2 separate regions of the Homo sapiens genome follow, and region 1 is linked to region 2. A link is a loop called in an ENCODE intact Hi-C map of the cell type or tissue named here. Cell type or tissue: endothelial cell of umbilical vein. All regions are shown on one strand. Links, peaks and the distances in the headings refer to the core of each region. The heading gives the core; the rest is flanking DNA.

Region 1 (10,075 bases), core at 1,308-9,307, 690 kb after region 2:
GGACCAACCAAACATTTAAGATCACTCCCCTCCAAGTTTGACTCTTTCATCTCTTTGCTCTTGTTAGGCACCTCTCTGAAGAGGGTGCATCATATAAGACAGGTATACAATTTCAGCCCTCTCAGACAGATTCTGTGGAATATAAATTCAATATTGCAATTTTCTTCACAACATGCTCTGTTCTCTTTCAAATATAATTAATGTTTTGATAGCATAGTTCTTTAACTACATATATACACACAAAAACAGACATACCCTCTAGCTTTGCTGTTTGTGTATCTAAAGCAGAAATGGATGCAGTTCTTTGAGTGACTCCTGAAATTCCTCAACTCCAGTCCACAGAGAAGAAATCTGTTTAGGTAAAAACTGCACAGTCTGTTGCCTACCCAAAAATATTTAAAACAATTAAAAATTGTAAGCCCCTAGGATTTAATACTAATTTTTCTGTTAAATTTCCTACAAAATAAAGGATATTCTGAATTGATAATCTGATACGGATATTTACTAGAGAACAGTTAAAATAAACAAAAACACTGTCCTAAAACCCTGGTTGTCTTTTCCAAGTTTTGATGATGGAAATTGAATTTCAATCTCTTCCATTTTATCCAATTGGTGCTAAATTGACAGATGTATAAAAACTAGCAACCACAATAACATAACTACAATGACTTACATAAAAAATTGCTTACTCTTTCAAATACCTCAGCTGTATGTTTTAGTTGAATTAACTCTCTTAATTGCTATCAGTTGTATATAGACATATTTGTATGTGAAGTAGATGGTCACAACAGACAGACACAGATATGTAGATAACATTATGGCCAATAGGAGTTAAGTGAGTAAATGCTGAGCTTCCACATTCAAGTGTACTATATCCCTAAAATTTCATTTCTCCAAATGGATTACAATTAAAAGAGAACAAATAACCTTGCAGATTGCAGGGAATCATATATTTTCTGTCTTTCATATAGAAAATATGTACTATATAATACTTAATCCAACAAAAATATAAGCTTTGGTCTCCCTATGTTGTTACTGAGTTGAAGAAGCTAGATCTGTGGCACTAGAATACTGATTTCCAAGCATCATGGCCATTTTGTTTGAATTGTGAATATATAAAAAATGCTGGTAGGGGAAATATTTTACACATTTCTTCTTTCCACAGATTTTTTAGAGGGAATGTGTAAAAGATTTTATAAAAATCTTTTGAAGTTTTTTTCATAATCTTCATGTGATATTTAATATTTGGAATTATGAAAGAAGATAAAAGAATCAAAAAGGAAGGGAGAACATGTGACTGATTTCAAATAAGTCTTCTTACTGAATGAGAAAGAAAATATTTTCCAGTGTAGTTTTGCAAAAAAAGGGGGAGGGTATAATCAGTGAAAATCTCATTTGTATTTTTTTGTTATGATTTTAGATAATAGCCAAATAGGGTTCCTTTTCCATTACTTTCCTCCAAACTCTTTTCTTTGAAAGCACAAATGTGCAAACGACTTATACCTTTATTCTCTCACAGGCTAATATACAAACAACAAATATTTTCGTTAAATATTTGATAGAAAAAGCCCTTACAGGTCTACAAATTCCATCTTAGTACAAGACTAAATTACCAGTCCAGTTGTTTGGATACAAGTAACCTGACATCTGCCTTTAGTGAGCTATAAAGCAATATATAAAAGGAAGATTTTTACAACATTGATCAGCAGTGATATGTGAGCTATCAAGAAGAAATTATCCCTCAGACATTTTATATTTGTTCTGATTTCTTTCTCCTTATTCCTTTCTTCCAATTTGTTCTTTGAGAGAGACACGACTAATTCTCTGATTCTCCAAATGAGGTTTTGTTTGGCTCAGATTAATATTAAAGAAGATCACATACACGGTCGAAAAATATTGTTATTTTTCTTTAATGGGGAAAATTGGACTCCCGCGTGTCAGATCTGTGGATTTCCGAAAGGCAATGGAAATGGTACTGACATCACTTTGCACTTTAACAATCGGATTTGGTCAGGGTACAAGTTGTTTGTTTAACCCGACAGCTCGGTGCACCCCGTCGCACGCTTTGCACACTCATTAAAACGATTATTCACGACCTGTCGAGTGTTTTCGGGTTCATTCACAGGAAAGGCTTGGAACGAGGGACAGCAATTCAAGTCAACACTGTCCACTACCCCTATGCACGTGAGGACGAGTTGCTGCGTGCGTAAAAAGACGAAGGGAGGGGTGGGTGAGTACGCCTTAGCTATAAGTCCCGTTCATCCGATGCTCTGGAATCTCAATCTCGACAGAATGCCAAGAATGCTTGGTCCTACAAGGACCACGTCGTCGCTACGTTAACTTCAAGGGCTTGGCACAAGACAAAAAAAAAAAAAGGAAAATAAAATAAATAAACTCAAAACTCTCCCTCTGCTCCTCTTTTCAACCTTCTGCAAAACTTTTTAAGTCCCAGGACTCGCCCACCTTCTGTCTGCAGCCACCCGCGGGACTGAGCGGCTCCACCTCTTACAGCGCTGACGCTAAGGATAAGTAGTTTCAGGAAAACTCGCCAGGGTGAGAAGATTAATTCCTTTTCCATCTCCCAAGGCCCTATCGTTCTAAAAAAAAAAAAAATTGTTATATTCCTGCACGGACTGGGGGTGGTTGCTTGGCGCAAAAGATGAAGAATAGGGCTGTTAACAGTATTTGCTAAATGTATCCACACTGTTAACAAGGAAGAATTACTCCTCCAGACTTCAATAAAAGTCCTATAACATGAGCATTAAATAGCCCTCAATAAATTAGGTCACTTTTTTCTCTCAATTTTAAAGTTATCTTTCAATATATTGTAATGGTGATAAGAGAGGCACAGACATTAACGCATCTCGATATCCCACTGTTGCTCTGTGCTTATAAAAGGCACATTACGGGGTCTTTAGTTTTCCTATTTGTTCAAATGAATTCTGATATATAACATTCCTGTGAGATATTAGTTCAAGAGAAATGTCTATCTTTGTAAGTTATAATCACACATAATGCTAAATAATACAAAATATGAGTATATATATAAACTATATACTCAAGAACTCCAGATTGTCTCATTCAGCCTAAGCACCCCTGGCATAATTTAGAGTTAATAGATGTTTTAAAACACATGTCTATATTCAAATGATTGCTACTTGATTTTTCATAAACAGCATTAATAAACCCAATGGCCAGCTTATTGTTATGAGGGTAACTTCATCATGCCAATGGAAAAAGACAACCAAGCTCATTTAGCAGTTTCATTCTATTATATCTGACATCACAAAATCATCTTTTTCTATTTTATTGAAGCACATCAATACAATGTATGAAGAAAAGAATGGAAGTTTTCAAGCAGCATGAGGTTTTAATCAGAAACAGATTCCTAATTGCTAAAAAGCAAGTATGAATAAGTAATTTCATAATCTCCTTGGGTTGCCATAATTCACTATCAGGTTTACTTAAAATGGATCTGTCAAGTGTGTTTCGCTTCCTATATAAGCTCTTTCATTAAAAGCAACCTACGATAATAATCAAGAGGCAGATGCTGAAATATGTAAGTAAATAACTGAAAGTCTCTGCATAAATAAACACAAATCAATGTAGTAATAGACAACACTATTGATGTAGGAATGATCGATTTTAGTTTTCTAACCTGCAATCAGAGCTTGCAATGTATAATTAAAAGTATATTTTTCAACTCCACTAATACTACTACTACTGGAAAAAAAATTCTTTCTGCCAGTTCTACCTGAATGTACTTTATTCCTTCTAGTGTATTTCTGATGGGATGGGAGGAGTACTGTTTTTTCTGCAAAAGCTTTGCCAAACTTTAAAATGACATCATTAATTATATAAATTGTAAAAGTATCAAATAATAAAATTACCACCTAATTCTTGCTCTGAATTTTTCAACCTTTATCCCAGCCTCTAATTATTCATTCAGCACATTTTAATAGGAAAAACACACAATAGTGCTTATTATTTTTAAAGATCTTTTTCAACTACTGTAGTACATTTTGGTTTAAAGATTCTTTGGGCCTTTTGTTAAAAAAAAATAAGTTGTCATTTCCTCAGTACACTATGGAAGCTCTCACACTTATACTTGTATATGGAAGCACCATGAAGCAAGCAAGGAGAACAAAAACTGCATTGTTTCAATATTGTTTCATATAATGATTGCAAAACAAACTAGTATCTGACTCAAAGAAATAAATATACTTTGGATTTCTAGAAATTCACATCTGAAACAATGTTTTAGATTTTGCTAAAAGTTAAATTTTCTTTTTGAGAATATGTATCCCTGGAAGGCCGAATTGATTTAGATTAGCAAGCACCAGTATGTGATGAGTTTGAATATTTAGATTCTGGAGAGTAATGAAAATACAGTGCTCATATTTTTTCTTCATCAACAAAGATGCTTATTTACATTCATTCTTGAATCCAGGCTTCTCAAGCACAAGCCTTTAAAAGAATGTCTTCTTTATGAAATTCAGCTACTTTGAAAGGGATTTTTTCCTATGTGATATCACTGGCACACAAATATTGATTTTGATTGTCTTTATAATATTGTATCACAAAACACTCTCTCAGACTTCTCTCACATCCAGGGCCAAGAATTCAAGGGCAACCGAATCCAAAAGGAAAATATCATCAGTTATTATTTAGGGCTAATTTAACAGATAATTTAACTTCAAACAACAATGATCAGGTCATTAAATTTCAGAGCAATGAGAAAATGAAAGAACTGAGAGACAAGTCTCCATAACCCCATTACAGATTTTAGTCTTCGTGCTCAATCAACGGAATCAAAAACGTCTACGCAGGAAGATACGTTTTCACCTTAAACGCATTGATTCAAAGAATGAGACAATAGGAAGAGATGAGGAGGAATAAAGTTGAAAGCGAGGACTCCAGTTTCTGGGAGTGCCAGCGGAGTAGGCAAATTCAACCTAAGCCGAAAATGAACACCCAAATATGTTTGTTAATTAAACACTCCCTCTCTTTCCAACACGAATCTCAAATCTGTAAATGTCCAACATGCTTTCCTCCTAGCGGCTTTTCTGCAAGATAGGGAAGATAGGACCGAAGATAGGGAAAAAGATTACATGTGCTAAGCAACAGACCACGAAAAAAACATGGGGCATTTTATTTTCCCTCCCACCCTCACAAACATAATTTGTGAGTTATTTGTTATCATTTTAAATGCCTTTTCTGATCACAACACTTTCAGAATGTCTGCCTACCTCAAGGTTTGATAGAGGAGCTGGTGAAGGCGGTGTTGAATCATAGAAATTGAGTCTTACTTGCAGGGGAGGGCGGGTGAGGGGGGAGTCAGAAGTGGACCACCTCTATTCTGCATCGCCCTTCCTTCCCATCGCCTTTCCCAGACTGAAGATTACAGCCTGAAAATCTCCGCACTCGCGGGGTACTCTGCCCACCGGAGTCCCGGCCTCCCTCTGGCCAACAACCGGCGCCTTCAGTGCTCTGGGAATTCCCACCCCGAGGCTACCTGTTTTCCTGTGAGATCCCTGCACCTTGGACCACAGGCTTGGGCAGAGAGAAGCAAAATGGGGTAGAAAGCGAAGGGCGAGTGGGGTAACAAGTGGAGAGGAGAAGAGATGTCCATTACAGAGCAAATAATTTTATCTACTAGCTGAGAAGTGCTGAGATCTGAAACCGCACCGGGTAAACAAAAGGAAACAACTTTGGGAGGGGAAAAAAGGTTGGGGGGAGGTGGTGGCACACAGAAGATTAAGAAGAAAGGGAAAAGGTAGGGAAGCGCGCCAGCCAAGGTTCTGAAGTCACTTTTCTTGGCATCAGCCAATATGAGCTACCCAAACGTACAGCTCTGCTTGTCCTGGGCAAGAGCGCCCTCATGTTGCTGCTCCCTGCGCAGCGCCCGGCTTCACCCTCTGCGGGGATCGCCGCCGCAATGTCCCGAGAGCGCTTCTCCTCTCCTCCTCCGCCACCGCGCAGCCAGGGCGGCCCCAACTCAGCAGCTGAAGTTACTTCTCCACACCGGTTCAAAACCCGAGAAAACAACGCTGCCAGGTCCCTGCCACAACGACTTCAAGTCCCGCCATTATGCCACCTCTCCATCTTCACCCCGGAGTCCCTGAGGCGCCGGGAAAAGCTAATTAATAGGACACCGCGACGAGAGTCCCAAATTCGCTTCGGGCCGAGCCAACCTGTGTCTGGCGCGTGCTCTCAGCCACTCTGGGACAGAGAGGCTCTCGAGCGTACTACCGACGTCTCCTAAGTGTGCATTAAGAATCAATTATTTGCCTGAGATTTCCAAAGCCAGGAACTGGGATATTCCCAGCAGGGACAAAGTCAAGCCCAGAACGGTGTTCATTTCCCTAGTCTTTCGAAGAGACAGAAGAGAAGACTCCCACACGCACCCAGTGCCTCACCCGACCCGGAGCAGCCCGGCTAAATCCGACCGGGACCCTGGTGTGACCCAGGCCAAGGAGCTGGGGGCGGAGGGCCAGCTCTGGGGAAGGTTGGCTATGTTAGTGTGCAAATAGAGAAGGGCGATCCAAAGAAGAACTTTAGAGAGAAGCAGGTTCTTGGCTCTGGAGCAAAGAGCTTTAACTGAAATAAGGATAGCTAATAAACCTGTCTTTGAGCGTTAAGAACGTCCCGGAAGTTCCTGTAGCAACCATAAGACTCAGAAATCATATTTCCACGAAATGAATTAATTTACACTTTAGGACCTATTTCAGTCTCCCACTACCCCTTCTCCGTATAATTTTTTCTCGTTTTCTCTCCATGTTCCTTTGCCGTGTCTACATCCTTTTGACCTGGGGATTCACCGTGATTTCTGTCAACGTGGAAAAAAATTATGCATCCTTTCAGCTACGTCTGTTGGTAGCGAGCCTGCTAACATTTTCTAAGAAAAGATGAACACTTAAGGCCAGGACCCCAAAGTCAGGCGTTAAAACTCAGTCCAAAGCAGTCAGTTACACATATTCCCTACCCTACCCCTTCCCCTCTGAAAAGCACTTTCACTTACGGATCTTGCTGTAAGAGCCATTCCAGTCCTGATATCCTTTTCCTCGGCATCCTTCGGACAACCTCAGGCAGAGCCTTAGGTGGTGGGGAAAAACAAAAACAAAACACAGTAGAAATCGGGAGGGAGACAAGAGGCACAAAACATAACAATACATCATCTATTTGCCAGCCTGGAGCCCCCTTGGCCTACATCCTCAGGATAAGGTCCCTAGAACTGACCGCTAGGGTGGGGAATGGGTGCCTTTGGGAGCCAAAATCTGAGGTGGGTTATTTTAACTGCTAGTGATTGAGGGGAAAGGGCCCTGAAGGGAGAATAGAAAAGGGGAATGATTGGTATAGAGAAAAGAAATCTTAAAAAAAAAAAAAAAATGCACGCAAAAGAAAATCTAGCATGAAGTACTAACTGGGAAAGATCTCTAGCACCTTTTAACTCTTACAGGTAGGTAGCTCTTAGGAAGAATGCAGACGTGTGTGCCCAAAAGAGAGAATCTAGATGACCTCTATTCTTTCCATATCTCCAGGATCTGGACTTAAGTAGAAAAATAAAGAGGGGAGAATTTTAATTCAAGTTTCACCTACCCTGCTTGTTGGAATGGCTGCGCAGATTTTCATGCTGGAGAGTTCCATCTGTCTGGCAGAAGCTGAAGTGGTGTTGGGGGCAGGTTATCTGGTGAAGTAGGAATGTACAGGAACCCCGCCCTCTAGGCACAGTTACACAACCCCAGCAACCCATCTCAGCCAGTTCTAAAACCTCTAATGATCTTCACCTTCACCCTTTGTTAGTCTAATTCTCCAACAGGCTTTTAGTCTCAAACACAACCAACCACTTTAGCTGTTCATAAAATTAATTTCTCAAAACCAAAATTTTCCCAGTGCATGCAAATTCCTCAACAATGTTGTAGAAAATACACTTTTTAAAAAACTACACTTCTATAGACTTCTAAATATATTGAATTTATCCACGTATTTGGGTGAAATATGCACCAACTTAAATATATATTAAAATCAATACACTATGAGACTAAATTTTTGCCTCTCTGCCTTTGATTTTATGCAAGTCACATAAACTACATGAAGGCTTCCATGACCATAAGGATATTTGTATTAAACCTTGTTAGTTCTAGACTTCATGTTCACTTGGTTCCCAATTTTGTAACAGGCTGAAGAAACATATTTGAAATAATACTTTAACTCCTCTAGTTCAATTACATCATTTTCTCAGTGTTTTACATATTAATATTTTTTGTTAACTTTACAACAGACAAATTCAAGTAAAATACTTTAAACCTGGAAATAAACTTTAATTTGGGATTTCAAGTTTTAAGTTGTGATCAGTTTCAGTTCCAAAATTTCACAAAGGACAACCTTCATCTTATTAAAAACAATTATAATATGAAAGAAAATAATCCTCAAAAGTTTTGAAGTGTATTTCTGACATAAACTAATTTTAACGGTCAAAGTTGGAGACAACAAATAACACAACATTACAACCCGTTCGATGCAAAAATGTATTATATGCCATGCCAGACTGTCATGTGTTTTTTGAGAAGATAAGTTGAGGGATGATAAGATAGATCAAGGGAAATGAGATGTTCATATTGGGCTTCAGGAAGCCTTTACAAAGTTCTCTCTCCATATATCCACCTTCGTGTCTAGTACACCTAACAAACTTCTAGTCATATCCATTATATGTAATTTGGACATGGGTCCAAGCAGAACTCCCACTCCAATACTTCGTTTCTATGAATTCAAAGAAATCAGTTTTACTCTTGACTTCAAAGTATGATGTTTGCCATTAAAATTCTATTTATCTGTCACCCAAATAAACACTTATAAATACAAATAAGTATACTTATTTAATGTGGCCAAAAAAAATACTCATGCAGGAAAACTTTCTTCTATATCTATACCCCTTTACCTTAGCACAAGAGTTCAACTTTCTTTTTAACGTTTGGTAAGCAAAATTCTATGTTTCCCCTGTGATAATACATTCTTATTCCACAAATAAAATCCATGGCAAAAGCAAACAATAAATCATCACCTTTTTTTCAGCTTGGACACATGTCTCTCTTTGAGCTATTTTGGTTCAAAATGTGTAATGGGGATTTCCTTTGCATAAAACCATTCACTTGGACTTTATTACTATTTTTAATATCAGCCATAAATTTGACTTTTAACACAATAATTTTTTGTGAAATATTTTTATGCTTCATTCTGAAGAACTTAAATTTCAAGAAAATTTGGACCTCTGGTGAAACTGTTTTTATACTAAGAAAATAAAATCATGTCTAATTGCTTAAAGGAGATAATTAAACTAGCTGTCTTGGCTTATTTTTGTCCATTCCCCATTTGTGTATATTTGGTTCCAGCTCTTTTAATTTTCCTGGCCCTTATATATTTTTCTTAGGCCTTTCTCTCTCTCTATCATTCACCTTATGTCTCTCTCTCTCATGCATTCTTTTTGGTGGTAATTATTTTTTCACCATAAAGATCCTCTCTCTCTCTCTTTCCCTCTCTCCACTCCACAGTCCACCCCCTTCTATTTTCCAATATTAAGTATTCAGCATTTCAGTTTCAAATCTATTCCAGTAAGCTTGCTTCTCCCTTAGGCTTTTTTTTTTTTTCCTCCCCCTGAGCAACTGTCTAAGTGTTTGCTGATAACATCTTAGGGCCAGATTATTTTTCACTGGGCCCATTGTAAGAAGTAACCAGCTTATTCCAATACTGCAGAACACATTTCAGACTATACAATTGTAACAAATGAACAACTTGTCCTCCACAGATTCACCACAGGATCCAATTAGTTACTAAACCTTTTACTAAGGTTTTCTAATTATTTTCTGCAATTATAGCGATTGGGCTGCCTGAAACAATTCAAAAAATGTTTTCATTTTGTCTCACATATATACGCATATACAGTATATGCATACATATGCATATGGAAAGTTAAAATTATGACTAAACAAAAGGAACAAATCTCTAGATTGAATTACACAGACATTTAAAAGGGAATCAAATAAATACCTCTACATTGTAAAAATTAAAAAAAGAGGCA
Region 2 (10,075 bases), core at 1,406-9,405:
CATCTTCAGGGCTGACTCTAAACCCAATAATAGAAAACAAAACAAAACGAAATTTCTGTATAAAACAATACTCACCTCATTAGTAAACTCCAAGCTAAATTCAAATGTAGTCATTCTGATAAAGTTCATATTTTGACAATCATGATTCATTGTCCTTTTACAGCAGTTAGGGGGTAGCCATGAACTATTTCACGTCATCAGGGAACTCAATTATTGGGGCCAATTATTTGCCAAATGTTAGTGACTTTTCTGTGTGTTTGCCTAAGGAAGTATCATGTCGTATTTAGAATTGAAATGCTTTTCCCTAGTCAGATGATAGTGTTGTACAGTAGTCATTTATGGACTTTTTGGTAGATTAATGTGGAAAACAGCAATATAATACATCTATACAACAACACATTTCTAGATGAAGCAAGCACTTCTGTTGATTTTTCTGAATAGTAGCTTGTATTAGAACTGGTGAACCAAATGAAATGTTCCCTTGATCTGGATATTTTCTAACAATGCCAAATTAAACAAATTCAAGTGAATTTTTTTTATCTGTACTTCTAATCAAGGCAAAGTTTTTAACCTACAAACCTGAAGATTTTCCTCTGTGAATTCGTTTTATGTTTACCTTTGTTTACTTACAGAGTGACCTGTTGGTGGATATAATAGATATTCATAACTATAGAGAATATTAATACTAATTAATCAGAAATAGTATATTTATTATTGTGGCTGAATGTATGCTTAATGTAATTTAAATAGTAATAATATGTCAAACAGTTGTTGAAGTCTTTTTCAAAGTGTTTTGCATGTGTTGATGTCTTAAAGGTGATGTAACTAAGTTACAGAGAGGATAAGTAAGTTGCCTGATGTCACCCAGACCACCAGCTAGTAAGCACTTGAGCTGAAATTAAAATTTCAGTAGTTTGACTTCAGAGGCTATTCTCTTAACTATTTTGCAATGCTGTTTCTCAATTAAAAAAAAGTTGGATAGATTATTATGTACTACTTACTTTGGTGAAGGAATAGGGGAAATATTAGGCTGAAAGGGTTATTAAAGATGAAAGTTCTGTGATTATTTGTGAATTTCCATAGTTATCAGCCCTTAGTGTGACAGCCATTCCCTACCTCCAGTAATAGGACTTGAATATATAGAAGTCATATCTGATATGTCAGGCATTTGGTCAACCACAGACTCAAATATTAGCAGACATAATCTGGTATGAGTATTAGTAAGAACAGATTTTCCACTGCTTTACAAATTATTCCACCCAAGCACCTCAATCAAGAGAGAAGAATGAACCAGCATTTCATGAAGACTTAGGGAAGGGCTATGCTATTGTGCTTTCAAACGGAAACTTTTATCTTAACAAATATATGTGATTAATTCTTTTGCAAAATGGATTTAATTCCAAAAACTCTATTGTTTTAATACAAAAGTAGGTTTTACCATATTTTGCAATAATTTGACATTCTAGGAATATGAGCTATGTTGACTCTAGATATATAAATTGTAGCTTAAGAAACACAGGATTCCACTCCACACCCATTAGGTTGACTAATATCAAAGAAGCACACAGAACGGAACTAGTCACCAGAGCTGTTGACACTGTGGAGAAATTGGGACCTGTGTGCACTATTGCTGGGATACAAAATGGTGCAGCAAACTGTGGAAAACAAATGATGGTTCCTCAAACAATTAAAAATAGAATTACTATATAGTCCAGCAATTCTGCTTCTGAATATATACCTAAAATAATTGAAAGAAGGGTCTCAAAAAGATTATTGTACACCCATGTTCATTGCAGCATTATTTGAAATAGCCAAAGGATGGAAGCAACCAAATAGTCACTGATGGATTAATGGGTAAATAAAGTGTGATATATACAGATAATCAAATACTATTCAGCCTTGAAAAAAAGTAAATTCTGACACACCCTACAATATGCCTGAACTTTGATGATGTTATGCTAAGTGAAATAATCCAGTTACCAAAGGACTAATATTGTATTATTCCACTTACATGAAATACCTAGTTAAATTCATAGAGATAGTCTTATGGTGGTTGTCAGGTACTTAAGGAAGAGGTAATGGGAGATTATTGTTTAATGAGTATAGAGTTTCAGTTTTTTAGGAGAAAGAGTTGCCAAGATGGATGGTGATGATAGTTGTGTAAGAATGTGAATGTACTTAATACACTAAACTGCACACTTAAAAATGGTTAAAATGGTAAACTTTTTATTGTATGTATTTTACCACAAGAAATAAAATGCAAGTTAAGAAAAAGGAAATGTAGGATTATGTGATAAGTATCATCTCCTGTGCAGAATATGCTTTATTTCACTGCTACCTCCATGATCCAAGCTACCTGGATCAATCTCCTACTGCATTACTTTTATAGTCTTGTACTTTAGGGTGACCATATATTTGTCATTCATACTGGGGCACTTTTGAGAGTGAAAGGGTATACTCCAAGACAACTGGTATAAACTTGATTGTGCTAATCTCAACAGAGAAGCCATAGTGGTCTTTGAAAAATATCACATCGTATTCTACTGAAAACCCCCATCACCTCCCTATTTTCCCAAGTGACTAATGACTGCCACATTGGACAGTGCTGATCTAGATAATTTAGATACCTGAGCTTTCTATTTTTCCTCAAACATTGGGCTATTTTGCTCCTTTTAGAAGGTTTAATAGCTTTCATAGTTTATAGCTAATATGTAAGCTCTATGAGAGCAGGGAATGTACTGTTTATTCACTGCTACATCCCAGGCACTTAGTCCAGTGACTGGGATGAGGCAAGGACTTCATATTTGCAGTATTCAAGCAAACTATGATTTTTGCCTTAAGACCAGAAAAATGTTTAGAAATTCAACAAATAATTTGAGAAATTATATTCTGGAATGATATTTTTTATTTCCATTTTATCTGATAAATATTGTGATAGGTAATGTAGAAACGTTTGAACCCAAAGATAAACAAGTAGACATTAGTGTATCAAGATTATGTCAATGTAACTGATGCATCCTGTTGGAAAAATGAACAAAATTTTTGAACTTTGTCTTTTCTTATCCACTACTAAGTTGTTAATTCTGTGCTAATTTTTTTTATGAACCAGAGCTATCCATTATATTGCCTTTTACTTGAAATATGTCTATCAACTGTGTCATATTTTACCATTCACCACCCGTTGTACTTTCAATTTTGGGGAGGTAGGTGAAGTGAGAAAGGAGAATACTGATGGCATTCAGGGCTCACAAACATGTACAAAGAAATACTTTGTGAAATCATGCTCCTTTTCTTCATCTTTATTTAACTGGGCTCATGTGAGGAATGTTTAAAGCTTTGTGTGTGTGTGTGTGTGTGTGTGTGTGTGTGTGTGTGAGCGTGCACACGCACGTGCATGTGCATGGAAGAGGGAAAGAGAGAGAGAAAAATGCATGACAGTGCTTACCTATGAAAGTTAGAACATGACAGTATGGCACAGAAACTTCTAACATTCTGGCTATATTATATCATAAGCAAATCATGAGTCGTGTCTATATTTTGTTTATTTCTGCATACTTCACAGTGCCAAGCCCTCAGTAGTCGCTCAGAAAATTTATTCTAAAAAATAATGCATTCCCAGTTAGCATTTGTTATCAACCAGCAGCAACCAAAATCACATTTTGATAACAATATGTGGATATTGCCCAAACAAGCAGATTTATTGGATGAGCATTACTACAACCATAGAGCATTTTAATAGCTTAAGATTTTATGTATGCAATGTAAATATCTTCTTGATACATTGAATATTATGACAAAAAGTTTTATTACTTCAGAACAGATGAATAATGATGCAAGGATGAATTTTGAAGAACATTCTTGCTAGATGGATAGACAAAGTGTTCAAAAACATTTGAGAAAAGAATTTACTAAACATTATCTGCATGTGACCTCAAGCAATTTGTGATGAAACGTGTATGTGTGCACATGTGTGTATGTGTAGGAAATAAACTCAAATAGCAAAGATACATATATATTTATATTTTATATGTATTTATATATAAATTGATATATTATTTATATATATTTATATATTTTTATATATTATATATTATATATTTATATATTTTTATATATTATATATTTATATATTATATATTATATATTTTTATATATTATATATTTATATATTATATATTATATATTTTTATATATTATATATTTATATATTTTATATATCTATTTTATATTTTTAAATATATTTATATATTTTTGTATATAAATTTATATATTATGTATATATATTTCTGTTATATATATTTTATATATATTTATGTATATAAAATATAGATATATTTTAATTCATTGCATTAAATTCATAGTTAGCTCATAGGCACACAGAATTTAGTCTCTTTCTTCTCTGTCATTTTCTTCTTTTATAATTTGTTTTACCATAAAGAGATCAGAGAAGCCTGTTATGGTACCGTGGCAGGAGAACAGGAGATCTCAGGAGAAATCCAATAATTAAACCACTTTGCCTGGCAAGTAACCCGTTGGAAGGTAATGGTTCTGGAGAATAAGTTGGTAGGAGCACTTAATTATGGCAGCCTTTAATTCAATGTGAGCTGCCTGAACACTAAGAGTTTGATCAGTATGTGTTAATCTAGTTAAAATAAGCACTTTTTTCCTCAAAGTAAACTGGGTACCTAAATGTATGCATCTCAAAAATCTGACTTATAGTAACTCCATATTTTAGAGATAAAGATTTAGGTAGGGTGGCATTTAAAACAAACCACTTGCCATTATCTGCAAAAATGTGATTATTCTAACTTAAGGATTTAGTCTTACCCAAGTTTTTTCTTTTTATATACACATGTACTCACACATATATGTAGTGAATGATGATGACATGTAATGAAATAATACTGTATTTTCAAAGCCACCTACCTTTTAATCCACTCAAAACAGTGCCTGTGCATGTTGATTATGTGGCAGTTGAGACCAGCTGCCCTATTGCTTCTTTTCTATTGAAGTTGCGTTCTAGAAATGACAGAAGCCTTAACCTTTATTTAGCGGGAAAAGCCATTAATCTGTCTTCAGACTTTCCCCTACCTCCCACAGAAAAAACAATTTGCTCTTCAAAAGTTTGTTTGGAAATGAAACCAAATTCTGTGTTTCCTCTACAGATGGTTGACCTCTTTCAGTTGGTGACTGCATTACTCATTTAAACAATTATACAGGTCAGTATAGTGTAATCTAAATTATTTAGTCTCTTAGTGTTTTTCAGACACTACTGACAGTTGGAGAGCCTCCAGCTGCTGGTGGTACCTGGATTTGAACTCCACACAATGATAACAGAATTTTAGTCTGAATTCAAGAGCCCATCCATTGACAGTGCCTACTAACTCGCTTGACAAGCTTGCACACTGGTCCCAAGGGAGTTATAACTTAAGTAACAATATGTCAACACATAAAGATTTTCAGAAGAAAAGTTTAAAATACGTGTGATTTTAAAACAATCATTACTACCTGGTTGATCTTTCTTCTGAAGCCTAACCCTGAAATACCTTTCTTTTTTGTTTGTCCCCCACAGGGAACAACTCTAAACTACCAAACAGATTAGCAAAATATTATGATAATCTTTTCCATCTTAATTTGTACTGGAGACTGAATGTGCCCCAGTATCAACCTTAATTACTGTATAACATTTCAGCAGTGTAGTTCATGAAAATGTCAGGGAGTTAGCTAAAGGGGACTTGGGGTCTTGGAAACATCAGCGGGGGACTCGTAAGAGAATGTGTGCTCCACAGGACAGTGGAGATTTACAAACACAAAATTTAGGACGGAGATGGAAATGAAACCTAGGGCTAAGGTGTTAACACCAAGCAAATCCAATAAAGTTTGAGTTTCTCAAGGTAGAGAGAAGGCACAATGCAATATAGTCTGGTGGTCTTTCTAACACCTTTAAATAATTTTAAAATTAGTAAAATTTAGGTTCCAGCAGTTAACACAACAGCTTGTAAAATGACTCTTTATAATGAGGGATCTAGTATGTTCAAGTTAATATATCAGTTTGAATTAATGAATTTTTAATTCAGATTCCTTTTGCAGCTTGAATTCAGACTAATTACAGGTTTTAAATTGTCACTAGTCGGAGCTCAGCCAAGGCATATTTCCTCTCTTCTTTACTTGCACCCTGAGAATTCATGAATCAATTTTTTTCTGGGTCATGACTTTGCCCCACCAGGAGCAGATAAAACCCTTTAGTGAGAAGAAAATGCAATGGCAGGGATCCCAGTCAGTCAGAATTTGTACGCAAAATGCAAGGAGGTAAAAATGACAGAGGAAATTTCCCAGCTATGAGGAAAAAATGCTTAAAAATCATGTATATAATCGAAACAGTAATGAATTTAGTAAATACTTTTAAGCACAGCAGTATCCACTTTTATCCTTGTAATTTAGGATTATTGGATATCTTACGAGAGGGACTGCCTTTTGCAAACCTTATTTTTAAACAGCAGAGGTCACCTTAGTACAAACCTCTTCAGGGGGGGAAATGCTTTCTGTTCAGTGGTGATAAATGAAGTACTTTTAAACGATCAGTAACCCTTCTCTTATTTCATTGAAACTCAAAAATCAAACTCACGTGGTTAGTTGGGAATTTAAAAAAGTTGAGCAAAATGAAATTGTTTTAAAGTTCAATTACTTTTTATTTATATCCATTTTAAAATGATTCTTTTCCAAAAGGAGAATTACATGAAATAATTTAAGTAATCATAGGGTCCGATATATTTCCAACTTGGTTAACAATATTCCATTTTGTGTTTACTATTAAAAATATCCAGTAAATCATTCTGGCTCAACCACTATGGCTTATTTTTAAAGCTAATTGTATCTGTAAAATATACCTCTTAGGAAGGAATGGCTAATAAATAGCTCACTAAATGTAAAATCTTTCAAAAGGCAAAAAGTAAAAAGTTATTAAATAAAATTTCATTTAATAAAACATAGATCTGTTTAGATAAATTGATAATATTCTCATGCTTTGTTTTGTGACTTTCGTAGCTATAAGCTATAGTTCACCTAATAATGTGTGATAAGCTAGTTTAGGCATTTGCTTTTCAGATGTTTGAAGACCAGAAGATGTGAAGTGGAATGTTTCTGTTTTACAAGACTTGATGTAAAAATATTCTTTTTTTAGTAGTCGTAAGTTCATTAGAATACACCTTTAATTAATAATTATGTCTGGTTACATTATATGATCTTTATTGAATTCATATTTTAAGTAAATTGACCTATGAGATATAATCAATTTTTGATAAGTAGTTCAAATAATCCTTTTATTGAATATGCCAATATGTCATTTTCATGTTATAATGAACAACAATAACTATTCTGACAATAGGAATAAGATTTATTAATACTCCCTCCTTCCTCTGCCTTTTCCTTCTCTCCCACCAGATGACAAAGTTGCGTAACTTTCACACTGACTGCTGAGACAATTGCCCTCTTACAGGGAATGGGAGGGAAATTCAAAGAAATAAAAATTCCCAGGAAATTCTTAAATGCTATTTTAGATTTTAATCACTTTATTAGATTTCTTGCTTGAGTGATTTGTGCAGAAAACATTTTATCTATTTTGTTTTCCTCTGATTACCGAACTGTGTTGGACACAAAAGTCTACTTGGAACTAGCTTACAGTTTAAAGACAGGTTTAATAACAGGTGAACACTGGAAAATATGCAAACAAAATGGCAGACATGAATGACTTCATTTAAAGCATAATTGCTTCTCATCAACCCAAGAAATCATGCAGAAACAGTCTCTGTTTTATCCAGCCAGGAAGAGACCAGAGAAATCACTCAGGCAGAGATACTAAAAGGAAGGTCCATTCTTGGGTCTCAGCCAGACAACCACTCTACACACAGATCCAAGCTTAAAGACAATAGTCCTTAGAATCACAGTTCATCATAACAGATAATTATACAGCAAGTAAGACAATAAGGTTTTTTGGCCTCTGACTATATAGACTAATTGCTGGCTATGGAGCTCTGCCTGGAAGGCACACAGCACAGCCTCTGCAATGTCTTCCTAATATGTGGGGACTGGTGTAATTTCGGTGGACAAGAGGTTTACTGTTTAGTGAATTCCATATGGTGGTTCTTTCTCTTTTGCCGATTTTTTTCCCCCAGCAGACATATAAGTATTTCAAATGATTCCTGACATATCTACCTGGAGAGAGTTTAAAAGGAAATAATCCTGCCTAGTATTCCAAGGAAGTTTCCCATTGATTTTTAAAGAAATCATTAAAAAGGATGCAAAAAAGTCTGGCCATGTAACTATAGTGTTTAACATTGCACATTCCATTCCAAAATATTAAAAATTAGGATATGATATCAACTTTTATTTAAATGCATATGGATGTCAGCACTTTTGCTTGATAATATAGGCAAAACCAAGAGTTAACGAACATTGCTTTTGAATATGCACCTGGAAGGAATAAAGTTCCACTCTCGTTTTGGTTTTGTTTTGTTCTTTTTAATCTTTAACAGAATCCATCATGATTACACTTGTTATTTATTTATTTATTATCAGGAAAGATTAGAGGTATCAACTTTGAAGATATTTATTCACCAGAGAGAGTTCCTGACAAGCTAGCAAGGGGGTGCAGAGACTCAAGAACAGTGATCCTGCCTCTCCCCATCAGAAACAAATATGTCTCTCTTCAATTTGTGTAGCCCCAAACACCAGCCAATTAACTTGAAGCTGAGTTTTGACTCAAACTCGTGACCCTTCAGGCCATAGAGCCCTGTTCTGCATCTGGTGTCATTGAACCAAGTTAGGATAAAAATAATCTCTGCTATTGTTTTTGTGTGTGTGTGTTGCTTCTTTTTCCTTGCTTTTAAAAATAAATAATGCTTTTAAGACCTACTGAGGTCTTTACGATTCCTAAAGCTTTCTACATGATATTTGTATGTTTTCTCTTCTTTGGAAGGAGAAAAAAGCTGGAACACAATCATTTTTATTGAACAAAGTTTGCAGTTCATTAAAGGCTTTCTGGCTCCCATGTGCAAGTGCTGACCATTACATCACGCGCCCTGAGGGTTGTGCTAGAAAAGAGAAAAGAAGGCGAAATCAGCAAAAATAAAAGCGTCTTCCTGACTTGAATTGAAAAATGTGCTTGTTTTTTGTTAAACACCACAAATTTGCAGGAAGGCTGGCAAGTGTAATAGCATTCTGAGCATATGCTACCTCGGAGGCACAAAGCCCTCGCTTAAAGAAATACACTCAAAACCTACACTTTGATCCCCAAGATTTGATCAAATAAAACAATAGTTTCCAAGCTGTGTCATCTATTACTAAGTTAGTTTAAAGATTCTGTTAAATAGGAATGAATATGTACCACCGAAACCATTTTCATTTCATTCACTTTTTTTTTTGTAAAATAATTTAAAAAATTCCAGTGGAAAGAAAAAGATGGATATCTTTCGAAATAAGGTGAACTGAGGAGCAAAACAAAAAAGAGGGGGCTGAGGATAGAAAATTTGCTCTTTTATTCTATTTAACTCTTGTTTTCTAAGAATTCAGCAACATTTGGCTATTGGGGATGTCTGGAACGTAGGACTATGTATAAAATCTATGTTCAGACGTTATAAGTTATATCATAATAAAAGTCCAGAAGTGTAATGAGGTGGATGTGTACAAAAGGGGCTTCAAGTAGTGTCTGCAACCCAGTGGCCATTAAATTCTGATATAATTTTGGCCCTAAATAGTGTCTATTTTTTTAATTGCGAATACAGTGAATTCACCATTTCTTTGTGGTTTGATATTCAGAAGAAAAAAGCAAAACCAAGCCCAACAAGGCCAATATCATTGCTATTGAGGCGATATTTTAATGTATTCTTTTATTGTGTGAATACTTTTTTGAAAGTACACAGATCTTAAATATCATAGCTAGAAAGTTGATATGGCTTAGATTTCAGATGATAAACACTACCACACGGTGTCATATTAAAATGTAAAAACTATGTATGCACGCCACAGCCTCTGCCTGCTATGAGTTTGGTTGTACGAATGTTTTTTTGACTTCTAAATC

Evidence for each region. A loop is a pair of places that touch in the nucleus more often than their neighbours do. Peaks named below come from ENCODE experiments on the same cell type or tissue, not always from the same donor. Only the 100,000 strongest peaks of a DNase experiment are listed, where the experiment ranks them.
Region 1: it touches region 2 in a loop (3-fold over the local background); 1 of 110 quality-filtered maps calls a loop at or near these places.

Annotation. Positions count from the first base shown.
Region 1 is chr14:28,770,380-28,780,454 of GRCh38, reverse strand. LINC01551 (long intergenic non-protein coding RNA 1551) reads right to left here and starts at 7,751. Exons shown (of 3, transcript NR_026731.1): 1 at 7,600-7,751; 2 at 7,022-7,095. RefSeq lists an enhancer at 5,665-6,164. In endothelial cell of umbilical vein, for the core only: a CTCF peak has its summit at 5,874; no DNase peak of the experiment used is centred there; H3K27me3 peaks cover 4,621 bases.
Region 2 is chr14:29,460,353-29,470,427 of GRCh38, reverse strand. No RefSeq gene overlaps it. Among named protein-coding and RNA genes, the nearest start is that of LINC02326, 400 kb to the right of the region's middle. In endothelial cell of umbilical vein, for the core only: no CTCF peak of the experiment used is centred there; a DNase peak (open chromatin) is centred at 5,137.